Regions from separate parts of the Homo sapiens genome. Here all the other regions are linked to region 1. Evidence: chromatin loops called from intact Hi-C (ENCODE). Cell type or tissue: endothelial cell of umbilical vein. All regions are shown on one strand.

What was found. A loop is a pair of places that touch in the nucleus more often than their neighbours do. Peaks named below come from ENCODE experiments on the same cell type or tissue, not always from the same donor. Only the 100,000 strongest peaks of a DNase experiment are listed, where the experiment ranks them.
Region 2: a loop joins it to region 1, with 12 times the contacts of the local background. A loop is called at or near these places in 8 of 110 quality-filtered maps.
Region 3: it touches region 1 in a loop (7-fold over the local background); 5 of 110 quality-filtered maps call a loop at or near these places.

The regions. Positions count from the first base shown.
Region 1 is chr3:173,581,036-173,589,035 of GRCh38, forward strand. The region is part of intron 1 of NLGN1 (neuroligin 1); the gene reads left to right. Among named protein-coding and RNA genes, the nearest start is that of NLGN1, 190 kb to the left of the region's middle. In endothelial cell of umbilical vein, a CTCF peak has its summit at 3,298; DNase peaks (open chromatin) are centred at 3,286, 4,186, 4,316, 4,406 and 1 weaker place; H3K4me3 peaks cover 1,463 bases; H3K27ac peaks cover 1,101 bases.
Region 2 is chr3:173,997,978-174,005,977 of GRCh38, forward strand. The region is part of intron 4 of NLGN1 (neuroligin 1); the gene reads left to right. Among named protein-coding and RNA genes, the nearest start is that of NLGN1-AS1, 81 kb to the left of the region's middle. In endothelial cell of umbilical vein, a CTCF peak has its summit at 4,811 (motif pointing left); no DNase peak of the experiment used is centred here.
Region 3 is chr3:173,728,860-173,736,859 of GRCh38, forward strand. All of the region lies in intron 3 of NLGN1 (neuroligin 1), which reads left to right. It overlaps LOC105374225 (a long non-coding RNA gene), which reads right to left and starts at 7,065. Exons shown (of 2, transcript XR_924728.4): 1 at 6,986-7,065; 2 at 2,517-2,790. In endothelial cell of umbilical vein, a CTCF peak has its summit at 4,361 (motif pointing right); a DNase peak (open chromatin) is centred at 4,362; H3K27ac peaks cover 411 bases.

The DNA.
Region 1 (8,000 bases):
CTTATCTTTCTATTATCAAAGGAAATTAAATTGGCATATCACTATTTCCTTATCACAAATCTGTTTTGGTTATTTCCAGGAAATCTATTCAGAATAGTTGAAAATTGATTGTTTGACAATTAACTCAAGCATTTTTCCTGAGTCCAGGGTGCATTGAATAGTATTAACTGCTCAATTGAGTTATAAAAAATGCCTTTTCTAATATTTGGTATCTCTTTTGCATGGATTATGAAATATAATGCCTAGTGATTGTGAAATGAGATTTCCAGTCCCCATATTTCATATCAACAAAGTCTTCTTATTTGAATTCACATACATATTTTAAATACTCTGGGTGAGTTTTCTTTCATGTTGTAATTTCAGCTTATGGCTACTCTGGCTTTGGTAGTTTTTAGTTAACTGGTCAGACTGAACATGATCAATCAGTTGATTGACTGTTTCACAATTTCAGAGGCCCTGTTACTATTTGTGAGATCAAAGGAAAATACAAGAAAGAGCTAGTTGAGGATTACATATATATTTTTTTCAATTTCAACCATATTTTCCCATTTAGGTGGTAATTTTTGCTTCCTAGCTAGAATTTCTAATATCAATTATAGAAGTAAATAAGCACCATTCCATTTACACTTCTTAGAAATATTTAGTAGTACAGTTTTTTAAAAAAATCTCCATATAAAAAGCACATTATGAAATATTGATATTTCATTTTTTCAGACTTAATTAGAAAATTTTATAATATGGTAAAGATTCACAGGAATAATGTAGTCTAAATCTTTAATTTTAATAAAATATTTAAAGCATATAAACAATTTATATAGTAATATTGTAAACACCCATGTACTCAAGATTCAGGCTGAGAAATAGAGCACAGTAGATACAGTTGAAGCTTCTGGTGATGCCTTTCCAATTTCATTTACTTGGCACCCTCCCCACAGTAACCTCTACCCTGAATATCATGTTTGTCATTATCATACATGTTGATATATTTTGCTGTATATAGGTATGTGATCAAATATAATAGATGTAATTATTTTACCTGTTTTTGAATTTTATATACAAATATCATCATCCTATAAGCATCTTTCCGCAACATCCTTTGTTGTTGTTGCTGCATATTATATTTTTTGAGATTCATTTATATCAACTCAAGGAGCTGAGGTAACATTCATTTTTCTTGTTACCGTTTCTACTATTGCAGTATATGAATATTCTATAAATATTTTGTCCAGCTATTTATCTGAAGGTGTTTAGATTATTTCTCTCTCCTACTGTTTTTTTCTCTTTCAAATAGTTGTGGAATGAATAGTTCTAGGAGTGGAAAAACTGGATTATAGGACATAAAAATGTTCAACTATTGCTAAACTGCTCTCTGAACTTGTACTATCATATACTCTCTGTAATTTCTTCACATTTTCATCAATATTAAGTTTTGCTGGACTTGTAAATTTCTGCCAATTTCATGACTGGGAAACAAAAATCTCATTATTTTGAATTGCATTTCTCTAATAACTAGGGGGATTGAGGACCTTTTTCAGATGCTTATTGGACATTGAGAATCTTTTTCTGTCAATCAACTATTCATTTCCTTAACCCATTCTTTCCTATTATATTTTTTATCTTTTATAAGCCCCTTTATGTACTTTGGATAGTAATCCTTCTTTGATTATATGCATTGCAAATATCTTTTATGAGTGTACATTTTGATTTATATAATTGCTTTATTTTAATATATCAAATTTAATATTATTTCTTTATGGACTTTGGCTTTTTTATGTTGTTTAGTAAACCTTTCTGTTCTCATCTACCCAAAATCATAAAGCTATTTCCCTCTAAATGTTGTAAAATTTTGCTCAGCATCTTTAGGTCTTTAACCCACCTTAACATACATACATGTGAAGTTGCAATCTTGTATTATCATTATTTCATATGGCTAATTCAGTGTCTGAATATGTCATCTTCCCTCAGTGCTTTCTGATGTCACCAGTTATTTATCAGGTTTCCACAAATCCATGAATATTTTTCTGGACTTTCTATTCTGTTCCATTGGACTAGTTTCTAGCCCTGAACCACATCTGCATTGCCTCAGTTACTGTTATTTTATGTTAAGCCTTAATAGTTCATATTGGAACTTCCTGAACCTTTTTCTTCAGATTATTCAGATTATATTGATAATTTCTTACCCTTTGCCCTTGCAAACACATTTTAGAATTAACTTTTAGGCTTCCACAAAAAAATTGTAGTAGATTTTATTAATAATTACATTACTTCTATAGATTAATTTACCATATTGATTCTCCCATCCAGGAACATGTATATTTATTGATTTATATGGGTTTACCCCTTAGTGTTAATAGATAAATTAGCCGTGGGCCAAAAAGTGATGGCCCAAAGTCACATAGCCAATTAATAGCAACACCAGTGGTAGAAGAAAGGTCTTTTGACTCCTTAACACCTTGTACACTAAAAAGGCTTAATTATTTAGTCAGTTAAAAAAGAGTGTCTTGGACTGCTTGCAGCTACAGAACCCCTCACAATGAAAGAGAATTCAACTTCTCTAGTTTACTAGGCCCAATTTGTGTTTCAAGCCCTCAAAGTGTGATTAGAGCGCTTGGGAAAACAAAGTCCTGAAATTCCTTGCATTGACTCTTTCTCTGGAGCCTGTCGGAAATGCTAGGGGTAATCTTGAGGTCATTGAATTTAAAAGCATTCAGGTAAGCAACATTGAGGCCTATGTAATGACTCTTAGGTCTTGTTCTGTGACCACAGGCTTACAGGAGCTATCACTTGCTTTGCTGAATGAACACTAAAAGTCCCAAATGAGTAAGAGATTATCTAAGAATACACACACACACAATCATATTCCTTTAAAGGAAATAAAATTTTAAATGTTTTTCTAAAAGCAGCATATCTCAGGAAGAGTGAGGCTTCTTTTAGGTCGATAGTTATTAAAGAAACAAATACAATTGCTTTGAAATCACCGAATTGCCTCAAATTGGCATTTTAGCTACTAACTGCCATTGGGGAAATTTTTGTAGACAAAAAAAAAAAAATAGAATCCAGAGGAGACAGAAACACAGAAGATTCAGTCTTTAAACGTAAAACAAAGAAACATCAGATGCTGTATTCAAGTAGTCATATACTATTCATGTTAATTGCAGTTCAGCCTTCTTTAACTACTGCAGTAGCCAGTTATCTAAAGGGGCAGAAAGAAAAAAAAAAAAAAAGGTGAGGAGAGGGGATGGGAAAAAAAAGTGAGATCCCTGCAATATCGCCTGGAGCCACTAGGGGTATCTTTGTACCATTTTTCATCCTGCACCGATTTGGAGTAGAAACCTATATTAGGGTAAAACCAGGGTCCTCGGCATTTTTTTTTTTTTTTTTTTTTTTTTTTTTTTTTGCGAGGAGTGCACCCAGAATCCAAAAAAGATTTTTTAAAAAAGAAAGAAAGAAAGAAACCAGAGTTTTTTTTCAGTCACCCGAACAGGGTTATGAAATTGTTCTTCTGGACATCAGCACCGGGAATTCATTTTTGAGGTCAATTTCCAATCGAGATAAATCTATTGGATTAGTAGGATTATCTGATTGCAGCCGAAAGAAGTAACGTTGTTTGATCATTTGTATTTCTTGCCTGATGGTCGGATTTACATGGAGGTGGCTTTGGGTCCCCAGGATTCTGGATCGTGGTTGCATCTGGAGAGAAAAAAGGATCAATCGACACGTTTTAGAAGTGTCCGTGGGTGAATAAAAAAGGAGGGGGGGGTGCAAAACTGGGGTTGCGGATGCTTAAAGCAAAAAAAGAGAAAAGGAAGCGTCTTGAATCCTGGAACAAGAATTACCGGGTGCTCGAGATTTCAAAAAAGCGTCTAGAAACTGGTAAATACTTGGACCATTTCAGCTTGAATTTGACGGCGAAGTGTTGTAGAGACCGTCTCCTTGAATCATTGCAAAGGGACCGGGGAAAGATGAGGGGGCTCCCTCTGTGGATTTATCTTGCTGAGGGTAAGTTTGTGGCTCTTTTATTGGGAGGGGGCTGCCAGGGTTTTGTGCCACTGCGCGGAAGGTGATGCGGACGCGGTGCCTGTGAAATGGAGAGAGAAAGGGGAATATAAAACCACCTCGCGCATCCCCGGGGGGATCGCTAGGGAGCTACCTAGATCGAGCTAAAAAACCTTGTTTTTGTGGCGTCGGTGGGGGAGCCAAGCAGCTCTCCAAGCTCTCAACTTTGCATTGAAAATCTCTCAGTTGGGAGACGCTTCCCAGATCCAGTGCTTTCTCCTAGCAATACTTTAAGGAGAGGAGGCAGCGGTGCCTTGGAAAACCTGCATGTAGAGCGGAAAAGCCCAAGTAGAAATCGCTGGTGCTTCGGCCGCCGTTTCTGCGGCTGTCGTGGCTTCTAGGGGGATATTTTGCAGGGGGAATTGGCTGTTTTCATGTTGTCTCCTCCCCCACCCCTCTCTTCCTACCCCTTCCCGCTTCCCGCTTCTCTCAACCGGACACTAAAGGGTTACAGGGTCACTGCACCGGATAGAGACAGTAGAAGTGGGTGGCTGGCCACACATGTTGTCTTGTAATTCACTTGCACGACTTTCCATAATACAAGTCCGAGGTAACTTTCTTCGAGTTGGAGCAGCCCAGGAAGACGTTGCAGGCTTTTTGCCGAGGGCCCAGGCTAGCGAGTGCGCCAGGCAGACGGCTGCATTTCTGATGCATCCCTGCCCTGCCTGCCTCGCCACTTACTGGCTTTTCTTTCCAACTGAGCGGTGCGCGCGCGTTCCCAGACATTTTCTTGCAGCTGAATTCAGGAATTTTTTTCTTTTTTTAAGAATTTTGTAGCTCCCAAGAAAAACTCATCTTTATTTGCAGAAGGAAATCAATTTCAGCAGCTATAATTAATCACTCAAATCAGTGAATATGAATTGACTCAGGCAACTAAAAGTTGCTTTGGAACCCAGAAAAGCATATTATTCTGAAGTAATTTTGGAGTCCACGTAGCTTCAGAACAATTGCATACAAAGAACTGATTTATTTGAGGGATGTATATAAATGTGTTCAGTAGGTTAACGAATCTGAGACTTCAACATCACAATTTTAGTTGGCTTTTTTTTTTAAAGCCAATTCGTTAAATTTTAAACTTGTAGACATTCAAATGCTTTGGAATAAAATGGAGATAGATAAAAGATAAAACATACATTTTGTATGTTCTAATCTTTAGAATAAAAGTGTTACCTTTTTTCAGGGATTTCTGGTTTACAGATTATGACTGTATGCAGATACCTTTGTGGTTTTACCACTGAAGTCTGTGTGTGTGAACTCATCAAAAGGCAACTCTTCAATGTCATCTGAAGCACACTCATTCTCTAGTACTTTTTTTCAGGAATTCCAGATACATGCGACGTTCTGACTATTAAAAGATTAGTCTAACCAAACTTTCTTCCTGGATTTGTGTGTGTATGTGTGTTTCTGAAATCTAATTTTGAAGCATGCATGTGAGATTTGTTTTCTAAAGATGAAATAGCAAAATATAAAACTTTTGTCTCCCAGGAATTCTAAAGTGGAAAAGGTAGATATTTCTTATTTCAGTAGACGTTGTGTAGGCTTATTTAGAGATTATAGAAATAACAATAAATAGTTTCTACAAACCCAATTGTTAGTTTTAAGGCGATATCTGAGAAGCTAGGTTAGTCTCTTTTTACTCTGCTATAACCCAATTGTTAGTTTTAAGGCGATATCTGAGAAGCTAGGTTAGTCTCTTTTTACTCTGCTATAAGTCACGTGGTTCACGTGCAGACTGAGAGTAGAAGAATGGATGTTCTGTGTATTGGCACAGTCTAGCCACTGATCCTAGCCACACTGTCTAATAGTATTTAAAATATTTTCAAAGTTTAAACGGATTTTAAAAAGACAGCTAGCAAATATCATTAAGTGGTAATAGCAAATAAGTAATGAAGGTGAGTGGTAGGTGGGTTGGAATTTCTCTTTTTAAGCTAATAGAGAATATGGCTGTTGATATAAAAATAGATAGATAATTTGAAACATGAAAAAGAAGGTCCTTTTAAAATTGATTTGCATATTCCAAAACCATTAAATCAGTAGTCATTGCATGTGCCATAGTGTTAAAATGGAAGACTTAACTGAATGTGCCTTTGTAGTGCCTGGAAAATACATTTCTGTCAGAATAAACAATACTTTCTACTCCCCTATTATATTCTCTTTTGTCAGTTAAAATGAAAAGGGAGAAAGTGACCTTCTCTTTGTTATAATCTACTTGGAGGGGCTGTATCCTTTGTTTCTACAAGCAGTACATACACAAAACTTTCAGTAAACTTTGTAGGTAGTAAATCCACTTTGGAAAGCCAATAACAATGGAAATAAGTATATACAAAACTACACACCAAAATTTTTTAAAAAGTTGCGGCCAGTAAACGAAGAGCAAGGTACCCAGTTAGATAAATGCTCTCCCTAATAGAGTGGATTGTTCTAGGAATTATTGAAAAACCTGAGGAATTCACTTAGAAAATTAATTCCATTTAGCTCCATCTTACCCAATACATGTTTTTGGTCCTAATTATTAAAAAGAACATGGTAGCCTTGATGAGTTGTGAATTTTCTATCAGAGTAACACAAAATGTGGTAGTTTGGGGTAAAGAGATGGAAGCTGTCAATTAGCCCTGGAAATCTGCAAGCACAGTTTCTGATATAAGTGACAAGAAATAACATTGGATTCCTCTAAGCTTATCACTATGTAAAAACTGATGTTGCATTCACTGGAGTTTTGCTTGACAGCTGCACCTGTCCCTCAAAAACCTTTTATGTGTTGCAACTGGCCTAACATTCAGGAAAAGCTAACACATTTGCTATAGATTCTTTCTATGATTTTGAGATGATTAACTACATTAAATGTTATTTTACATTAAAAAGAAGTTAGCAACACACTCTTAATTAGAAGCAAAGTGATAAGGGCAATTATTTTTAAATGACTTGTTGAAATTTAACACATGACACTTCCAAGTGCAAATCTTCCATCTCTTTTGCTTTATTGAGAAATAAAAAAGAACAAAAACCAACTTTCAATTAATTTAAAATTCAAGTTTTTGACATATTGAATTTGCCAAGCATTGAAAAATATCAAATTTGTGAACACTCATGATGAGTCTAATGTTTTTATTGCTTTTTAAGAGATAATTTAAAACATCATGAGGTAGCTAACCATATAATCCTGTGGGATAGCAACATTCTGTTTCTAAGAAAATGATTTCTAAGAAAAATGATTCCTTAATAGTAACCCATTTGCTGGTCACTTTTGTTCTGTTATTAATGAAATAATGTTGATAATGTCAAATATTACTATGTTGGTATAAAATGATCTGAATAATCTCTGCCTTCAAGAGTCATCCCCCAAACAAAGTAAAATCAAACAAACAAAAATCCCCACAGCCATTTGGTAGCTAACCTGTGTGATAGAGAATGACTGTCAACTCGAAGCTTAAGTGAAGTCAGGGAAAACTAGTGAATCATTCCAGGAGTTTGAAATTATTAGACATTAAACTTTTGGGGGATTTTTATATGAATTCTTTTTATAACAGTCAGTATAATCTCTTCTGTGCCTATTTCCGTTGCATGTGAGAGAAATTCTAGTCAATGGCAAAGCGCTTCACTGCTGCCATTACTGCAGACTTTATAGATCAGAGATGTGTCAGCATGTTAGCTTTAGCAGTAATGCCTCTTTTGTGTGAAACCTTATGGGCCTTGCAGGCAGTCTGTCATCCTGACACTCATAAAACGTTCAAGTCCCCATATTTATTATTTAATTTTCTTCCTATATATAGCAACACAGCACTTCAATATATGAATGTGTAGTCAAAAAAATGACAGGCAATTGTGGATGGGACTAATGAGTTTTAATAATACACATATTAGGGACCGCTAAAGGAAGTTTAATTAAGAAAAACAAGTTGAGCATGAAATTCATTTTGGAACAAATGCAAGTTAAGTTACTACTA
Region 2 (8,000 bases), 420 kb after region 1:
CACTGGGCAACATCAATACGAGTTTCTGTATGGACTGAGCCATACTTGAGATTAGCCAAGGAGATGGCTATGGCTAACCTTCACAGTCTGCAAAACCTCCTGGCAGGCCCTCTTGTTCTTACTGTTTTATGAAGGAGAAAAGTAAAGCCCAACAAGGATACATAGCTCTTCGTGTGTTACCTGTTAGTGAGGGTCACAGGCAGCCTTTCCATCCTAGACAACCTGCTTTCAAAGCAGTCATTCTGTTCACCTCATCCATTGCTGTTTCGTTGGCCAGGTTCCCCATTGCCATATTACTTTGGGAATCAGAACATCCTACTTCAAGGGAAGCTTTTCCATTCACATGGAATTTATCCAAGCTTACAACACACTGTTACAACTTTAGGAGGAAACTTCCATTTTCTTTGAGTGTTTAAGTAGAGGAGGTAATTCGTAATGTTCTGACTTCCCTTCAGCATGTGGCTCAAATAAATTAAGAAGAAACAATAAAATGTACCTTCAATGTCAGGATTCACTTGATTATGTGTATCAAATAAAAAACATCACTTTTATTAAAGCCCAAATTATGATACTTTCATCTCTTCCTTGCCCACTAGGAATTTAATTGCCTAGAATTCAGTTGTTTCAGTCTTCAAAACATTGCCATGTGTTAAGAATTAAGTCTACTTACACTGCTTTCTTCTCAGGAGGCAATAAAATGTATGAGACTTTATTCTCATAAGTCTACTTGCACTGTTTTATTCTCATGAGGGAGTCACTCCCTGTTCTATGACTGCTCCTTTCAGGATACCAGTGGTCATGCTGATTCCAGTTATCTCAAAGCTATCAACCCCTGAAATATTGGTGTGATTCGGAGCTCTGCACATTATTCACTTACATGCACCCTCCAACTTCATGCTGAATGCCATCACTTGGGTCTGAAAGTGTTATTACCCATTATAGTCTAATAAACATCCTTTTCAAATAATTCCTTCACCTGCTCATCTTCAGTGTCTAAACTCTTAGCCGTAGTCGCACACACCAACAAAGGAAACACACTTACTTCTATAAGGATCAGCAATAATCTTCAGGCATAGAGCATGCTTTCTCCAACTTAGAAACTTTTCTCTACAGGAGTTAGTATCTCTAGAAGGACAGTGAAACTCTAGATGCTCCATAAAATAACCTCTTTGTTACTTGACAGAACAGATGAGCTCCTTAGAGCTACAATTGAATAAAAGTCTCATCCATTTTCAAAGAAGATGACTGCTTATATTCTCATAATAGAAGGTCTTCTTGGTGGTTTTCCCAGAACACAAGAACAATTTGCCCCAAAATGATTTCAAGGAGTTTTCAAGAAAGCTTTGAGATGATATTTTTTTTTTCCAACTTCTACTCAGCAAGGCTTTAAAAATTCTAGGACTGAATTTCATTTGAAGTACTTGGTCATAAATAACATTAGAGGAGTTCTAGGAAATGATTTTACCTTTGATACCTCTAAATATATGTTGTAAAAAACCAGAAATATAATTTCAACCGTACATCTTGTAATAATGGGAAAATTGCTGAGACTTAGATGATACAAATAATGGAAGTTTCATAGAATATGTTTGGAAAAAAATACTGACCTTTATTCTCCAACCACCACTTCATTTTTAACAAAGTCCTAATAACATTTTGGGAAGCTACTTCTTCATTTGCCTGCAGGAACAATTTGTAAGACAAAGGCATCAGTTTCCTTTCTAGTTATACCACATTTTGCCCAAAGCTGGTATTACCCAGTGTGACCATTATTTTATTCACAAAAGTAGCTTCAATTGACCTTTCAATTGAAAGATTCTAAAGACCTGAATCCACCCTTGAAGAGTGAAAACATGTTACTAATAAGTAAACTGGGCAAAACATTTCAAAGTACAACAGCATTTTCAAAAGAAGAGTAAAAATTTGCGTTAAACAATGTAGTAACTGCCTGAATTTCTAGAGTCATTAATTTGAAGAAATAACAAACAGGTTTTTTTTTTTCTGGTATAACTAGATCTTGCAAAGCCCATCAAAGCAAAGAATCATAATAAGGAGTTACGTGGTGGATACCTTAAACATTTTATTATTTTGAAACAGGCAAGTACATATTATTGTACCAATCTTTGATGCAAGACTGAGTATTTTCGTTTGTGACTTGGTCCACTGATGATGGTTCCTCTCCTTGTTTCTCATCTATAATACCCTGACTACAGATTTCCAGGTTCCATTTTTTTAGTGTAAAACCTTAAAGAAAATTTCTCATCAGGAATTTCTATTTATAATTTTTGCACCTTCACATCCAATTTACAGCAACTTGAATTTTTCCGTAACATTTAACTTAGTTTTCATAGCAAATGCTCTATTCACATTCGTTTTCATCTTTATAAGAAATAATTAATTTATATATGTAACAAATTCAACTGGCATAAACAATGTCAGGAATAGTTTTCGCAAGCAGACAACTCCAGGTATGGAGGCAAGGTGAGTTGATGAATCAGAGCGAATCCTACCTTCTTTTGGATTCTGTAGGTATTGAAAAGCAGTCAGTAGGTTTTAAAAAGGTAACAGAGAGCCATAGTTAATCCAGGAAGTTGAGTAAATCAAGGTTAGTTAATAAAATTTTAGTATTTTAATTAAGAAATTATCTTTGCATCTTGTGTAATGTGAAATGTATAAAGCATCAAATGTGAAAGTCACACAATGAGGGCAAGAAGGCTTTACCATCCTTTGCTGGAGGATGGTAAAGATGAATTCATGAGGTTAGTTGAACTTAAGTAATGGATAGATTTAAATACATACATGAAATGAAGAGAGAAAAGGTAAGACTTGACTTCTTCATTGTGACAACATGTCCATATCCAGACATGTGTCAGATTAGCAGTGGGCCAGAATTAAATTCTGCTGAGTGGGCAGATGGGTGGACACTGGTCTTCTCCTGACTTTCTCTGAATCCCAGGTTATCCCGGGAGCCCAGTCAAGGACTCCATGTGTATTGTCTATGGTGTGGTACTCCAGCTGAGTGCACACTGCCTGTTCCCCACCCACCTCCACAGACAATTCAATTCTACTTTGCATGTTGGGTGCAAATGAAAGATTTAATTGTACAGAGAATGCATCAGCAAAAGACTTTTGAAAAAACATTCTAAAATATTTTTCATGGAGAGAAAGGGAAGAACAGATGAGAGCAAAATTGAAATGGGTTTTTGAATTGCAAAGCTAAAATTTTCTGGTTTAATTTCAAAGGTCTGAGGTGACCAGAAAAGTGTTGGGCTTGCAAGACAGACTAAACACTGAGAGGGTCAGCGAGAGGGAGATTAAATGACAACTCAGTACTAGAGTTAGAAACAGATTTTTTTCTTTGAAAAAAAAAAATCAGAAAATTGGGAATAGAAGTAAGTTTTGGATAAGAAACATAAACTCACCTTTAGATCCATTTAATTTGGTCAATATTAATTCAGCACCTACTCTGTGTCAGGAATTGAAGTTAAGTCATTATGTGATAAACTTCCAGAATGCTTGCAGTCTTGAGAAAAGATCAGTAACTAAAAGTCTACAAAGTAAAATGTATTGTAGGGGTTAAGAGGATAGTCCCCTGAGTCAAAAGCAGACATATATTGGTTTATATTCTGCACCCATGCATCTCTGACCTTGTTTCCTCATCAATAGAGTAATATGTACCTCATTACTATATTTTGAGGATTAAATAAAACAGATAATCCATGTACAACAGTTAGCTGAGTATCTGGCATATGGAAAGCATTGGTTAATATGATGATGGTGGTGGTGACAAGGAAATGGGATGATGATGATGATGTACAGCAGTGGTCCTCAATGTAATTTTGCTTGTTAGGGGACATTTGCCAATTTCTGGAGATGGTTCATGTAAAAACATCTTATAATGTACAGAATAACCTCCAAACAAATAATTTTCCAGTCCCAAATGACCATAGAGCTGCACTTCGGAAACTCTGATGTAGAAAGAAATGCTATGACATGGATAAAAAGATGCCATAGAAATATGGGAGTCATGGATGAAAGTAGGAAAAGTTAAGGTAACAGAATCACCTAGACAGATTTAAAAAAAAAAAAAAAAACAAGATTAGGGCCCTACTCAAAGGCATGAGACTCTTATGGGGAAGGAGGTTGAAATCAGTATTTTTTTAATTTTGAGATGGAGTCTTGCTCTGTTGCCCAGGCTGGAGTGCAGTGGCACGATCTCAGCTCAGTGCAGCCTCCGCCTCCTCGGTTCAAGTGATTCTCCTGCCTCAGCCGCCTGAGTAGTTGGGATTACAGTTGCCCACCACCATGCCCGGCTGATTTTTGTATTTTTAGTAGAGATAGGGTTTCACCATGTTGGCCAGGCTGGTCTCAAACTCCTGAACTCAAGTGATCCACCCTCCTCGGCCTCCCAAACTGCCGGGATTATAGGTGTGAGCCACCATGCTCGGATTAAAATCAGTATTTTTTAACACTTAAAATGTTAAGTGAATCATTTTTACTTAATGACTTGTAATCAGTAATTACTGTAATCCATATTTTTTAACACTTCCGGGAATCAGTCTTTTTTTTCTTTAATACTTCTCAGATGATTCTAGTGGTACCACAAGTTGAGAACTGCTGCCCCTCATGAAATAGCTAATAGGTAGAACAATGTATGAAATTGACCTTTAGTTTGTATCTCTTGGAAACTGACAAATGTTAAAAACCACAGTGAATTTCTAGTGAAATTTTTTTGCCTGGCAAAGAAGTCATTCTATAGCACCCCCTGGGGGAAAAAAAAATGGAGGGAAAAGTGGAGGTAGTAGTAAAACAGACTGGTGCTGCTCCAATTTCTCTTATTTGTGACTTTGTTAGGGTCAGGCAGCTGCAAGCTATTCATTGCAAGTAGAAATTCTTTTATACTTGTAAGTGAAGATTTTAAGCTAGGTCAGGATAAAGTCGTGAGTAGTCCATTTATCCATCAATTGTCAATGCTTTAGCAGAGAGAAATTAGAGAAGTATATAGATGACTTCAAAGGCATGCAGAAAAGAGTTGAGAATCATACCAAAGGAAGATAGCAGAAAGTTGAGGATGAGTGAGGCTGGGTGGCAATGAGTTAACTAGAAACAAGCTTATCTTTGTTCAGAGAGAATCTCACACTTTGAGGTGGAGGAGCTGGAAAAAAAGAAGGAATAATAGTGTTTAAAAGGAATAATAGTGACATTATTCAGAAGAATAATATCAGAGGGGCTATGGACTTGCAAGAAAGTGACTATTGCAAAGGTTATTTTCTTTTTATGAAAATAACTTATTTCACTTTACCTGATATATTTGGCAGGCATTATTTGAATTTAATTGATAGCTTCACTGAAGCAAAGTTATTAAATCCTTGTCAGTTAATGAGTGGTCCATGGACCAGTAGCATTAGTATCACCTGGGAGATTGCCGGAAATACATAATATGAGGCCCGCTAAAATACGTAGGTGTATTGTACACACATTAAAATTTAGAAGCACTTTTGTAAATTATGGAGTCAAGATATACATTCAAACCAAATGATCTGTGGAAACTCTTTATTTCATATTCTAAATCCTGCTTAGCCTGAAAACAAGTTTAAAAGATTTTAATTCAATAGATATATTTTTCTACAAGAATAAGAAAGAATTTTTAAAAACTCTAACATATCTCTCTCTGTATATTTCGGTGTACAAATAGGATTTGTTTTTATTTTAAAGAAAGATGGAAAATTAGACTCTTGAGGAAAGGACCTTTATCTATTTTATCTGCAAATCCTAAATGATTAGATGCCTTCCCCTGGGTTAATATGATAAGGACTGGTATTTTTTTGCAATTGAATGTATCGAAATAATAATAATTTTCAATGCAAAACTCAGATTTCAGAAGTACTGTAGTCTATAATCAAAGATTATATGTGATATGTAACGCATTTAATCAGATTTGTTTGATGAAAGCGTACTCTATAGTGGTATCTATTTTGCATGAAATCACAGAATCTTAATGCTGGAATAAACTTTATAAGTGAGTTAAAATAATCCACATGCAGTTCTGCAATTTCTTTTTCCATGTCTGTGGATTGGGTTTTGTTTTTCAGTGTCACTTAAAATATGGTTCTCTGAATTGAATCGAGCATCAGATCCACAAGCAGTGATCACTTCCAGTGATCTGGAATCTGAACTTCAATTTGTGTAGCCCAAAGATTCCTGTTAGCTTTGTTATTACTACATCTTTATTAACATTAGTTAGAATCATTTAAAAATTATATTATTAATACAAACTATCAGATAATTTCCCATGAATTCTTGCTAATAGGATTCTCTACAAAACTAGGCTTACACAATTGATATTTTGAAAGTAAAAGCCTGTTTGTCAAGTTATCCGTTGTGTAGATTTATAGTAGCTTGTTAGTATTTGTCAAGATAATTTTGAATCTTGATTCGGTCACTTCTTGCAACAGCTATCATTCCATGTTGTGTAGTATCTTCAAATTTTATATATCTTTTTTTATCCTTAAGTAACTGACCCAAATGGTCAAACCCAAGGTTGTGCTCTGCTAAAACAAAAACATTCTTGGACTCTCATTTACTAATATAGTAATTCTATTTAACGAAATTAGATAAATGTGGAAGAAGAATCTCTGTGGATCTATGTTGGCTTCTTTTTAGTTGGTTATTTTCTGAATGCAAAGATGATAATTTGGTAAGCAATTGGAAAAACAATATTTCTTCTTAAACTTTAAAATGGAATAGAAATTATCAAAATGTAAAAGCATCAGATTAGCATCTATTGTTTAAACAGAGTAAAATGTTATATAGAGAGAGAGGATGAAGGGTGGCCAGGTACAGTTACTGGGAGAGTCATAACAATGTCTTAAATTACGTTCGTGTTAAATCTCAATCATAACATCATTTTACTATAAAATAGATTTTATTTAATTAACTTCTGATTTTACAAGTTATATCTTTATTACTTCTGCAGGAAATGATAAAAGCCTCTAAAGATTATTTGATATATTTAAGATAACAAGTCCGTCTGGGTCAAATCCAGTAATTAATATTTCCCTAATGAAAATAAAATGAAGATTTCTTCTTATTAAATAGTATTATATGCTATCTTCATTTATTAATGTGACTTTGCCTCTTCAATGTACCTTTTATCCAAGGATATAATAGTCTTATAATTTGATCTCTGTTTCATTGATGAACAAACTGGGATATCAGAGGTGTAATGATTTTCCTTGAATTGTATGTCCCATTAATTATGAAGGTAGTTTTATTATAATCTATGACCTCTAATATCAAATGTTTAGTTCCATTCCTTATAAAGTTGCTGATGATCCCTTTAAGTGTTACTAATTGGAAAATCCATAATTTCTGGGACCTCGTGTGTATTGCTTCCCATTGTATCTCTAGATTCTAATGTAAGTGCCTGGCATGTAGTAGGTGTTCAATAAATATTCATTAAATGAATGTACCAATGAAATGTAATATATATGACTCTGTCATGTAGGAAATCCCTGCTATTGTTAAGTTCAAATACATAAACTATACTTACTCTGTCAACTTGTTCCTGTCCTATTTCTTGTGATGAGTACTCAGCATAAGCCCTCTGCTGCATCTGTGCTGATCTCAGTTTACACAATCCCACAACCCCTTACGAGCAGACACAATACTGTGTTCATGCATGCAGTTGCTAAGGTTTTTCTTGCCACCTTAATTGAACTTTTTTTTTTTTTACCACAAAACTAAATTTATATAGAGAAATAAAAGAAGAGCACTTAATATATGTATTCCTGAGTGAGGTGCCTGGGGTCTCTTTTATTTACTAGCTATGTAACAGTAGATAAAATATGTCGTCTATCTGTGTCCTGTTTTTCCCGTCTGTATGATGGGGATTATATCTACCTCATTAGATTTGTAAAAATTAAATGATCAAATAGTTAACAAAGTTATCTTTATTCTTACATTTTCTACTATATTTAAGACCTTGTTTATGTACTGTA
Region 3 (8,000 bases), 150 kb after region 1:
CTTCAAGCATCCAGAACTGTGAGAGGATAAATTTCTCTCATTTTAAGCCACCGAGTTTGTGGTAATTTGTTCCTGTAGCCCTAGGAAATTAATAACATATCTGAACTACAGCAAATAATAAACATTGAACCATCAGTATGTGCTAGACATTGTACTGAATACTTTATTCAGATTACCTGATGGAATCTTATTTTGCTGAGATGATTGTCATATACTTTTAAAATGAAAACACTAAGACTTTGAGGGGTTTTATAAACCCAGGTCATACTGGTAGTAATTTTTGAAACCAGGATTCTTAAAATATCAGTTGGACTTAAGAGCCACCAAGCAAGTTATCTCTCAGTCATTCCATCCACTGCTGAGCAATTCCCAGAAAATGTATTTTCAGCTTTAAAATTCTCGAAAAACAAAACAAAACACTTTTTGTTGAGTTCAGATTCATCAATGGATCAAGGATTCCTAACCCAGATAATACTTCTTGTTCCTATGTTTAGACTCCTTGGTCTTCTGTGAGCCTCTGAGTCTTTGGGCATTACAATAACTTCATTTTGTTTCCATCTATCCTAATTCTTTAGGCTTTGGTATCTAAAGATTTTTGTAATCTCTAAAATTATTTTACCCAGGGACATAAGTTGCGTGGATGGTTTAAAATACACACACTTACACAGATTTGAAGTCTTGGTGAAGCAATATGCAAAATTGTAAGCTTTTCTAATGATTCTTCTTAATTTATTATAATGCCTTTGATGGAATGCAAATCTGCAACGTGGAATTTCTGCTGCTTGTAAAAGAATAACATTGCTAAGTTTAATTTTTACGGAGAAATATTGACAGCATTGATAAAAGCTTAAAAATAGCTTTATTGTTATAGTTGTATATATTAAAGGTGAATGCATTGTCAAATGTCCAGGTCACTCACAATATAAATGTGTATGTGGTGGGACCCATACATTGGTGGTTCTGTAATCCAATCATAGAAAATTTTTACTGATTACCAATTTCCATATTCTGTCAAATGCTTCAAAAATTCCATTTTACATTTGCATATCTATTTGTTTCAGATATTTCACCTATGGGACTTAAAGTTTCTGAATAGGTCAGTGAGGCAGAATTTCCTCTTTTTGCCCTCTATCTCTGACTTGTGTTTGGTGCTAGAAAAATGCATTAATTCGAAATACAGAAAAAAAAACTATTTATTGAGTGCCTACTATTGACCAGGTATTATTTTAGATATTGAAAATATAACATTGGAAGGAGTTCAGTGCATATATGCTTATATATTATTATATATCAATATACATGATTATATATAAATTTATCAATTATATTGGAAATACCAGGATACAAGAGAAAGAGTAAAACAAAATTGTAGTAGGAAATATCTTGTAGATAATATCAGTGATTTCAGATCTAAACTTTCATGCCTCATGTTTTGAGGTCTAACACACTACTGCCCCACCGCTCCCCCCCCCCCGCAAAAATAGAATGAAAGCTACAAATTTGCACCACATATGTAATTTTAAAATTTTTTAGTAGCCACACTAAAAGAAAAGAAATAGGTAAAATAGGTAAATGGCCATATTTTATTTCCAAAATATTATCATTTCAACAAGCGATCATTGTGAAAATGAGATTTTTACACCTTTTTCATTCTAAGCATTGAAATTTCAGTGGTATTTTACACTCATTTCAGACTAACCACATTTCAGGTTGCTCAATAGCTGCTTCAAGTAGCTAGTGGTCACTGTACTGGACAGCACTTATCTAATGCCTTGATTGTTTGCCTTGTCTTTTCCATATGAAATGAGAGTATTAAGTAATTCATATCTTTTTTTCCTCACACGCTGCAAATAAAAAAATGAGGAAATAGGCAAATTGTTTTCTCAACTATTCCAATATAAAAACAAAATATAGTTATTTATTAAAAGGTCTTTCTTTTAAATAGAACAAAATGTTTAAAGCTTACTTACGGAACATCAGATTTGAGCACCTGTAGAAGATAATAAAATCTCTGATATATTCTCTTTGAAAATAATTGAGGAAATAATATTTTCTAACTTCAGAATTTTAAAGAGAAAGCAAACGTATCAATCTGGGCAAGGCTTCAAAGAGGCCATGATATGTGCCTTGAGAAATCCCTTGGCCATCACCAAGGGGCTATTCTGTCTCTTGGAGCGGCTCTGCAGAATAATTTTACCGTATAATCTGTGACTGTTTTCATTCCGATATCATTCACATAGAGTCTTAGATGACAATTTCTCTTTTTCTAGGGAAAAATTTAGTACTATTTTATGCATAATGTAAGTTGTGTTATTACCAGATTTTTAAAGGAAATAGGTTTTTGAAACCCTTAGTTTCATTTTATTCTTGAGTTCTGATAAGTTGTATACATTTGTTAATTAAACATGACCATGAAACATAGCAATAAAATCTGAAGAATGGAAAGAAAGATGGAGTTACTTTATAATTTTGTTTCTAATATTTTGTAAAATCATTTAAATATAAGATGGACTGTATTCAATTTCAAGTTTTTATTTTGGAAATGCACAAATCGTATAAAATATTAGGACTTTGGATCCAGGTCCCACTAATATTGTGAGTTTCCTCATTATGAAATGGGAAATACTACCTTTTCTGCAGAACTATTGAGAGGATGAGATGAAATAAATATGTGATAAATAGTATTGTGTAGCTATTACAGCAGGCTCTCAGTAAAGGTTAGTTATCCTTTCTTCTCTACCACAATTACTGCTTCCTTTTGTTTTAAAAAATTCAGGTTCCTTCTTCAATCTGAAAAACAGCATGAGAAACATTTTTCATTATTGCATAAGGAAACCAAAAAAAGAAAAATACAAATTCTGTTTAAAAAATAATTCACCTAGAACAATATTCTGTACCTATAATTTACATAGAAATATAAATATATAAAGGAGATGTGCAAAATGAGATGGATTTAGGTTCTTGTATTATGACTGAGTTCAGGAAGTGGTCAAAAAATTAAAAAGACATTTTTTGTAAAGAACAATACTGCTCTTTGCTAACAGAGTAATGAAAAGATAAACTCACTGAGGAATAAAATCATAATCATTATGGTGTTAAAATAGATGATGTATATTTTTATTAAGAAAAGTACAAACTAAATTGTTGTTTACAATTATTTTCAAACATACCTCTAATATACCAGTGGTTAGGATAGTATTTTAAGGTAGTTAAGATAAAATATTATCTCTCATTTAAATTGCTTAAACCCCCTTCACTAGGACCTTAAATGCCCCAGTAGGACATCTTAGCATAACTAGATGTTTTCCATCTTTTAATTACTATGACTAATTTTTTACAGCTGAGTTACAAAACCTTGAAAATAATGAATATGGTGACACATTCTTAATTATAATGGTGCAAACAGCACCACTCTGATACAGTGTGAGGCTTACATTGAAAAGGAATTTCCCTGGAATTGAAGCTCCTCTGATTGCTTTCCACATCACGTTTTAAACAAACACTGTGATGCTTTAGCCATGACTTGGTTGCCTAGGATACACAGTTAATGTAGCCCTAAGATGCTGCTACTAGTTAGGCTTTGAGGCCGTGTCTGTAAGTGCTGCACATAGCTGCTTTTAATACATTAGAAACATTTATGTAACAGGGACACTTTGCGGCTGGGTTCGGGGTGGGTAGTTGCAGTTTCATTCATGAGATAACCAGCTGTATATTTCAGTAGTTACAGTGAAAATAGTTATTTTTATTTTAGTTTAGGTTAGTTTTTCTGTGAAAGAGGCAAAAAGTGACGGTTTTTTAAACAAATGCAAAATTGATTCAGTGACCTAATTCTAAGACACATTCTCAAAGAATTAAATTTTCATTGTTGAAGAACTGGAAAAGGTAACTAGCTAAATTACAGTGAGTCATTTCTACAAGCCTCTTCATTTGATAGTGACTTTTATTAGTAGATGTTTATTTAGTCTGTGTGGTAAAACATATCAGTTTATTTTTATTAAGATATTTGAAAGTTTCATGTATTATAAAATTATTATGATAATAAAAATAAACATTAGCAAGATAATGTTTGTAACAGTAGTTAATGAGAGTATTGGTGATGAACCACAGAAATATATACAAATATGGTATGTACAGATTATACCTTTTATATCAAAAATTATCTTTCAATTTTTATAACAGTACATTTTTAATGTTTTTGGTTTAAATACGAGATGGAAATATAAAGCTGGTTATACATTTTAGCAAAACAACTTAAATCTGGTTTTAAAAATCAGTAGTCTTCTTGCTTCATTCCTATGAAAACTTGAATTGTCTTCTTGGCTGATTGGAGTTGTTGAGTGAGTGGGAAGATCCAATTTGAACCAGCAGGTGGTGCTTGAGTTATAAATGCATTTAGAATAGATATTTTTTTGAAAATCTTGCAAAACTTTCAGGAATGGTTGTTCTTATTTTCTATTTTATAGGGGTAATTACATTTTAGAAGGAAAATCTCATTTAGAGCTTCTGAATTATCACTGGAATTGATAAGCTTAATGCCTTTTCATTCCTTCTCTCTTTCCCTTTCCCTTTTCTCTAATCATTGTTCCCTTTTCTGCAGTAGCTTTCAGCAGCTGTACTGTCAGGGAGGAAGGATACACTCTTTTCTCCACAACAGAGGGCCTGGGTGGTGAAAGTGGAAGATACTGTTCCAGGAGAGCTTCAGGCATATTGCCTGCAAGTGTACCACTTTTTCTCCTGGGTAAGATTCAAGGAGGTTCCTAACTTCACCTTGAAATCTTGGTGCATGTTTATGACACCACTTTTCAAGTTCACTCTTCTGTATATAAACCATTTTTGCTGTGTATTAGAATGCAGCTCTCTTAATAGTGACTAATTTATTCAGTCTTCAAAAATGCATATGGTCCCAAAGGTAATAAAATTATGGCCTTTGACATTTGTCACGGGGGAGGAACACTGTTTGTGTAAAAATTCCTGCAAAAAAGCATTGTCCATACCACCAAATTCAACAAGAAAATAAAAACATTGTTTGATGGATAGTGCATTTTCAGTTTAGATGTACTAAATCTAGTGAATGAGCATAAAACCTAAATGACTAGGTTTTATGTCATTTGACATATCAAATGACAAAAGATATAATATTACCGGTTATCTAGTGTTACTTCTTTCTGTGAGCACATCAAGTAGACTTTGCGGTTATATTTTAATTATTAAATACTAAAGCTAATGAAAGTCCTGGATGTCTGCTATTCCTGCAGAAATAATCAGAAAGCATCTTATAATTACATTTTTTCATTTTAGGAAATTCCTTTATTGGTTTTGTTAATAACATTTGGTTTTATAATATTGATGGCTTTAGAATTATGATCATGTTAAGGCCTTAGAGCCTAATTTATTTGGCTGATCACATTTCTGACATTTTAGTTCAAGATAATAAACACTGTATATTCCTAAAGTGACATGCATGTTGTGTTTTCAGTCTATTGAGAATTATATCAGATAATTAGATTCTGTGGATAATTCTATTTTTTTTTTTTTTTTTTTTTTTTTTTTTTTTAGAAACAGGGTTTCACCCTGTGGCCCAGGCTGAAGTGCAGTGGCTCAATCATAGCTCATTGTAGCCTCAAACCCCTGGGCTCAAGTCGTTCTCCTGCCTCAGTCTCTCAAGTGGCTGGGACTACAGGAGTGTGCCACCACAGCCACCTAATTTTTTATTTTTTATTTTTTGTAGAGATGAGGTTTCACTATGTTGTCTAGGCTAGTCTTGAACTCCTGGCCTCAAGCAAATCCTCCTGCTTCTGCCTTCCAAAGTGCTAGGATTATGGGCATGAGTCACTGCACCTGGCCTTATTAATTCACTAGTAACAAGCAATCTGAATAAATCACATTTTTCCCCTTAAGAAACTCTTTTTCTTCTATTTTTCCTCAGTAGGAATTTTCCCTGACAAAGTTAATATCTTCAACAAATTATTGCAATTGCTTTTTTCTGAACTCTGACTCAAAGTGATCAGGACAATTGGTATTAGCAACGGCAGAATAAAGAGCATGGAATAATGGATCTTTTCTTAGATTATGTACAGGTCTCCATCTTTATGACTAATGTGGCACAACATTCTTCTCTGCAAAGGTTTTTCTTTTTCCTTTAAGAATTAAACTTAATGCAGTATTTGTCAGTTATAAATCCAGCTATGCAAATAAGGGTCCACTAGGACTCTGAAGAAGGGAATGAACTTCAGTTGCCCTTATGAGCTCTATTAATTTGCATGTCCATAGTAATATTCCAGTTTCCAGGTTCCTGTAACTATGTATGGGCATAAGATACAAAAAGTAAGATGATTCACTCAAATTCCAACTACTGTTTTAAAAAGTAACAACCAAAATGCAAAGTTCTAGCAATATTTAGTCCAAAAAGTGAATATTTTGTTGTTTTAATACGTGGGAGTTTATTTTCATTCCTTTTCTCCCTTGCACATGGAACTACTGAAACACTTTTATTTTTTCCCAGTACATCTTTGGCCACTTGAATTTATAGAGAAGAGAAGAGCAATGTAAAATACTAATGAAGCAATTCTTTCTCACATTTCAGACTGCTGCAAATCAAACTCAAAGGATTAGGAAAAAGACCCTTCTTACAAGTTTATAAGACTAAAATTTCTTACTGGTTCATGAAATACATTTAACTTCTCATTCTTCTGCAACATAGAAAGCTGTTGTCAGCTGGCTGATTTCTTGCATACCAGGCCAACTCTTCTGTCTCAAATCTGCATAGAGATAAGTTTGGAGAGGAGCAGAGTCCCTTTGGGGATGAAATTTGCTTTTGCTATTTTTGTTATTCCTTTTTCACAGGAGGCTGTGTAATAATTTTCTGCCTAGGGTCTTGAAATAACATTAAAGATTGACAATTTGGTTAGACTTGTCACTCTTAGGGCCAAAGTTGACTCATATTGCACAAGGGACTGGTGACATTCACATAATTTTTTTAAAATACCTTTTGCATATAAATATTATTTTTCCAATTACAGGTGGCATTTTGAAATGCTTTTTTGTGTTGTGAGTCATTCAAACATGTTATAAAAATATATATTTTATCTTTGTATCTTCATGCTTTCCTTGAGGGTGATTTTGGTTTTTGGAGTAGCTCTTAGAAACCTCTTTCTCAGGCAGACACCAAGCAGATGGAAGCACAGAAAAGTTGGAAGACTTCATGTTTGGGAGGTAGGCACAGACTGAAGGAAGTGGATGCCCTAGGTTAGAGACAAGATAACAGCATTGTGAGAATAGAGTAAAAATGAATTCAGCTTGATTCGTTTCTAGCTTTATGTTGGCTACTTAATACAGTATATAGAAGTGAGAATGCTTTCTACCTACCTTCTTTTCTTTCTCCTTTCTTCCTTTCTCCACTTCTTACTCACAGAAGTGAAATTGCTGATTGATTTCTGTGCGTAAGAAAGGAGGAAATTTTTCCCGTCCCCCACTCTCCTTCCACCAGTCCTACAAATGTGATCACTAAGTTTAGGAAAAACATATGCACAGTTTGTGTGTAATGTTCTGGGAAGCATGAAGTCCAGGGGAATATGCTTTACAGATGGCTATGCAGAACCAATATCAAAAAAAATGGAGGGGAAATATAAACATAGAAGGGGACCAGAACATAGTTGTAAGATGAGATTCAGCCTTCTGACTTGTTTTTTATTTCTGAACAAAAATTGTTCCTTTGTGACTTCTGATGAAGTCCTCCATCTTTTTAGAAGGGAGGCTTGGAGAGGGTTGCAGTATGAGAAAAGAGCCATTGCAGATAAAAAAAAAATAATTTTGTCTTGGAAATTCAAGTACCTACAAAATATTAAAGGTGCTAGTAAACCATTAAAGTGTAAAATAACCTTAAAATCTAAACCCAATTCACTTACAATATGATTATGACTTCAAAGTAGAAATATATATTTATATTTTTCATATACCTACCCACTAATGTTGGCCAAAATTGATCATTATTGATAAATTAA